2 separate regions of the Homo sapiens genome follow, and region 1 is linked to region 2. The links are chromatin contacts, found by Hi-C in ENCODE. All regions are on one chromosome and are shown on one strand. The core of a region is the stretch at or near the end of the contact, and the rest is flanking DNA. Distances in the headings are between cores, read along the strand shown. Region 1 overlaps ERICH3 (glutamate rich 3). Region 2 holds the start of ERICH3-AS1 (ERICH3 antisense RNA 1).

What was found. A loop is a pair of places that touch in the nucleus more often than their neighbours do. Pooled maps may share reads with other maps.
Region 1: a pooled map shows a loop between it and region 2 (7-fold over the local background). The contact joins the enhancer-like site here to the promoter of ERICH3-AS1 in region 2. A Hi-C loop is called at or near these places in 15 of 37 single-sample maps with no recorded cell type and 5 of 50 pooled maps.

Annotation. Positions count from the first base shown.
Region 1 is chr1:74,651,451-74,654,221 of GRCh38, forward strand. The region is part of intron 1 of ERICH3 (glutamate rich 3); the gene reads right to left. Among named protein-coding and RNA genes, the nearest start is that of ERICH3, 21 kb to the right of the region's middle. Within about 2 kb of position 1,326, at least 4 of the 41 ENCODE cell types and tissues checked have a DNase peak (open chromatin) inside an H3K27ac peak, as active enhancers do.
Region 2 is chr1:74,576,175-74,578,874 of GRCh38, forward strand. It overlaps ERICH3-AS1 (ERICH3 antisense RNA 1), which reads left to right and starts at 1,256. Exons shown (of 3, transcript NR_121671.1): 1 at 1,256-1,335. ERICH3 (glutamate rich 3) reads right to left here. Exons shown (of 15, transcript NM_001002912.5): 13 at 721-762.

The sequences.
Region 1 (2,771 bases), core at 76-2,575, 75 kb after region 2:
TGAAACCATCTTTTAAATGAACTGCCTTGGTGTCCTATAGTTCATCAAAGGTTTCCTGTCTCCAAAAGGTCAACATTGTATACCTTACCCTTTCTAAATCTCAGAATATCTTTTCAGCTCCTCATTTCAGAAAGGTGAGCAGGTGTCTCTCAGTCCTAACAATCATGATTCCACAGTTCACAGATTCTTAAGATAAATCATTAGAGTGATATCATATATAGTCTTTTGTCTGTTTTTCAGGCTCAAGTTTTTTCTTAAAAAAATCAATAATTTTGGAATAGCTGGGAGTGCTAAAACCCGATTAAATGAAGTGGGGGTCAAAAAGTTGGGATCACATAAACCTCAACTTCCCTATTGACTGATAAATTATCCCCTTCCTTAATTCAGGCTCTGTAACTTCTTTAATATTTAGATCCTAATAACAATTGCTTAGCCAGCTTTGGTAGCACCTGATTTTAATTCTGCTCTCTCGGGCTTCTACTAACAAATGTGTGCACGATGCCTGTCCAGGCTTACAAATCGTCAAGCAGGTCCAGTTGGGTTGAAACCTTTTTACACATCATCTTTTCCTATTTAGGAATAAATGTGGGTTCTTGCTTGGGATACCACTTGTAAGCAACTCCTTCCACAACTATCACCATATGACTAGCTTGGTAGGACAGCTGAATAATAACCGGCTCAGTTATTTCATTTTTAGACAATGCTGGAATTTTTTTAACTGAAACTTTACATTACTAAATTGTTTGATATCAAGAAATTGCTCTAAAGTAAATTATATACAGATTTGGTAAAATGGTCAATTCAAGCATTTCCACTGCATGCATATACATGTGACCATCTTTCTGACCATCAAGACTCCTTTCCAGGGAGATGGTCAAATGCTGCGTGGGCCAGTGTCAGCTACACTGTGGTCTGGCTGATCCTCTCTGTTCTGGTCCTTTTCACCTGTACTTGATATGCGCTTGTAGCCCATTTTCACATTTACCCAGTTACAAGAGCTCACTGACCAACACAAACTCAGGTTAGCAGAGCTTTTCTGAAATTCCACCCTTTTCCTCTGCGTTCAGTGCTACTTACTCCCTTCACTTTTCTTTTCTTTTTTTTTTTTCTTTCTTGCTCATGGCATAACCCTGGGCTGACTAAGGTCACCTTGCTCTGGGCTTGGTGATTGTGTTGCAGCTTGTATGTTACACTCTGCATCCAGTGTCAACACTAGACTTCCTGGTCGTGCTGCTTCAGGCCTGTGATCCTCCACTGCACCCTTTTCATCGATTCCGTTGGTCACAGCAAGCACCAGGGCATTGTGACCATATTACTCGCAGGCTATGTTGTCATGCCAAGACCCACAAGTCACTGGCCAGACCAGTCTAACACGTTTGTTTCTTTATGTGATGAACAAGACTATCTACCCATCCCCTGGTCACTAGGTGGGGGAAAAACCCACTTCCTGGCTCAATGCACTGGGGAAAACAGTCTCCGAGGAAACAGAGCAACCTTGTCTCCATGCTGGTTCCTGTTTCCCTCACTTCAGTGCACACACCACATCCTTCAGGGCCTGAAGTTTAGAGGAGCCAAAGCTGAGTCACCGGGGTGCTACCTTCCCAGCTGCGGCCTTTCAGCACTTAACCCTCTAACCCTGCCTCCCACCATGTAATATATAAATGTGGCTCTGTAGTAAAGTCAGTGATTCATAACAATCCCTTCTCCTGATCCCAAAGAGAGATAGTCTACCATATAAAAATCCCAGCTAAAAGGAAAGGCACTATAATAGTTTTTTTAAATCACAAAAGCTTATTGTTTAATGACTAATTTTAGGTTATTCTGTAAGGCATTAGGGACACAGAGATGGCACAGACACTGCACTCATGGAGCTCCCAATCTAGTGGGGAGATGCACACACTAGATACACACTGTGTGTGCACGTGTGTGTGTGTCTGTGTCTGGGTATGTATGTGAGAGAGAGAGAGAACGAGAGAGAGAGAGAGAGAGGAGAAAGAGAGAGAGAGGAGAAAGAGAGAGAGAGAGTTCTTCCCGTATCATAAGCTAATTAATTACCAAGTATCTCCATGTCAGGCACTGAATCCTGAGCTGGGGAAGGAGTGTAATATCCATATTCCATTTTGCAGATTACAAAGCACTCTCACATACATAGTCTCATCTAGTTGTTTTAGACCCATGTAATATGAACAATATCTAACTATTACAGCTCTTTTATCTTACTAAAGTGGAAAAGCTCCAAAACAAGATTATTGCTTAATGTGAGTCAGTTTTAGGAAAACCTAAGGCAATATTTCTTTATGGATCACATTGATAATGTTATTTCTTCTGGCCTGAAGCACCCTGTAACTCTACCCTCATCTCTCCCTGTACTACCCATCCCCACACTGTCTACATTACCTTTGGGGATGAAAAGAGATAGAGAAATGCCAACTCTAGCTTCAGTTCAATTCTGGCTCCACCATTACTGGCTCCATAACTGTGAACAAGTGACCCTCTGCCTCAATTTTTCTGCCTTTCAAAAACACTAGTATACGAACACAGTTCAGCCAATTCTTTGTCAATTTATTATAAGATTGCCTTTTCTCCCATTTCAAATAACATGTTCCTCATTTCCATTTGAAACCTCATTAAAATGACCTTTACCATCTGTATTTCCACCAATATTCTGTTTATTATTGTTTATGTAGTCTCTAAGAAGATGGAGGTTTTCTCTCGTTTCTGAGTCCTCACAAGAATCACCTTTAAAAATTGCCTCATGGCAATCTAGGCTT
Region 2 (2,700 bases), core at 6-2,505:
GTAAATGAGATAATTTATGTAAAATGCTTAGCATAGTGCCTGGCATAAAGAAAGCCCTAATAATCTTCCTTGTGCACACCTTTCATTGCTTACAAATAATTAGATTTTCTTGCTTGAATACAATTTGATCAATAACAACCAGTATCTCTGCATTGCAGAATAAATATTTGGGAAGGTGCACCTGAGTTCCTCTAGTTGAATGCCCATTATAAAAGATATGGGTTCTCTAAGATCATGGTGCCTCTCCTGTAAGTCAGCCCGCTGCACAATCAAGTGTTACCTGGCCCTCTTCATGTTGCCAAGTGAGAAATGGAGCTCAGGGAACCAGCATAAATACAGGTACTCTGGCTACTGCTATTTGCTATGAACAATAAAGTCCTTTTTCTCTGACTCAGGTGTCTTATGTCTTCTGCCATGATCCATAAAACTGTGGCTGGCTAAGTTGTTGCTTGAAAGAAGGGTAAAATCTCAAATGCCTCACAGTGCTTGATGACAATTACTAAAATTGAAGGTGGGATAATGTGACCATATGATGAATAAATGAATACCTTTTCCTGCCACCATACACATAAATATATTCAAATAAGCACACTTCTTAAAAGTCATTCAATAAATACTAGAAAGCCTAGTGATTTCAAGAACATGGGAAGTTTGACCAGATTTATGAGTCATGGTCTGTTGGATCACTCTAATTGGACCTCTTGCAGATGGAATACTTACCACCAAGAGCCAGGACATAGGCTAATGGCAATGAATCCTTTCCTAGTTAAAAAAAAAAAAAAGAAAAAAAAGGTCAAATGAATCACTGTGAAATGTACCATGGTTCTCCATCTCTCCAGTTGGGTCAGTTAAGGCAAATTCACCTAGCTGTTCAACTATCTGGGAGGCAGGCTATTGAAAGAAGACTGATCTGAAAATTCCTACCAGTATTGTATAATCTAATGTTCTTTTATTTAATCCTAGACATCAATATATTCAAAAAATAATAATAAATTTATACCTGATGTTAGCTGTGAAGCTCTCCTTAGGGCCTGTCAACTACTTCTGGCCATTCTATTCCTTAGTTGAAAGAAAAAAAAAAAGTGGCAGAAGGAAGAAACAAGAATAGGAAGGGTGGAAACAGGCCGTCTTTTGCAGAGGATTTCTGAAGGTTCTTCCTAGGTAATGATGTGCCCTTACTGCCACTTGTGTCAACCTCCAGCTTCCTCGGTGGCTTCCCACCCTCATCTTCACTGCTGACACCAGACTCAGCATCACAGTGGCAGTGGTAGCCCAATGCCAAGGGTTCTGTTATTATCTGTCCAGCTTATTGGAGGTCACATAAAATATCAAAAGGTATAAAAACAGGTCATGGGAACATTGCTGAGCTATTTCACATCATTTAAATAAGTGGGGTCAATTTAAGTGCATTTACATTAAAAGGTAGCCTTGGTTTAAAAATCTCTGAAGCATAAACAACTCCCAAGCTATGATTTCAAAAAGAAAACACAATACACAACAGAAGATCATGAAGTAAAGAAATCCATGCAGAGAAATACTTGCATTAAAAAAAGAGAGAGAGAGCAGCCAGGAGCAGTGACAGATTTGCCAAATGCACATGCAATGAAATAATTGAAAAAAACAGTTTAGTTGCATTTTCCCTTCTAGGAACGTGTGCTATGGCTTTTATGACACCAATCATCACTGCTTTTCTAAATTGCTAAAACTACTAGAGCTGACTAAACTATGAGCATTTCATCCATTAGTAGATTTTAGTGATTTGACCCCAATATTCACTCCATGGGGACAGAAGCAAAAAAGCTATTACACGATTCCTATAAATTTGACAGTAAAAGCTATTGTAGAAATTCCTGAATTCCTGTTATCTGTAGTTGGTTACTAGCATAGACTTCAGGATCACAGAGACCTAAATTCAAGTCTCATATTACATACTAACCATATCACATTGAGTAAATGCTTTGGCCTAAGCCAACGCCTTGGTTTATCTGTCTGTCAAAAAGAGTTATCTATCCAATGGTTCTTGAGAGGATTAAATGAAATAATATAGAGAGAGCATCTTCATCTTCCACTTATTAGCAAGTATCTAGGCACTTAATAATAACAGCAATGATGATGATGATGATGATGATGATGATGATGGTGATGGGCATTTCTAAGTGTCATCACCCAGTGTGGTATGATTCTAGGCCAAAGTGTAAAGCCAATTAAATTTGTCTTTAGTTTCTGACAATTCCCTTTCTACATCCCTTGCTTATCATCTGATTACCCATATCGTGAATTCCATAAATACCTGACATTACCATTATATCACCTCCTTGTTAACAAAAGTTATTTCAAATAAAACTAGACTTAGATCTGTCTTCTGGGGTAAGAACATAGTATTTCTGAAACTAACTTCTTTCCTTCCCTTTCTTCCTTTCTTTCCTTTTTCCCCCCTTTCTGTCCTTTTTTCCTTCCTTCCTTCCTTTCCTTTCCCTTCTTTTTCCCTTCCCTTCCCTTCCTTTTCCTTCCTTCTTTCTTTACTTCCTTCCTTCCTTCCTTCCTTCCTCCTCCCCCGATATTCTGTTACAACGGATATAACGGATTTACTTTGAGAAAACAGAACTGGAATGCAGTTTCTTGCTTAGTTTAAAGTGAACTGCTAAGGGGTAATTACTTACTGACCCCTCTGTATTTGGAAACGAATAGTGAAATACCTGC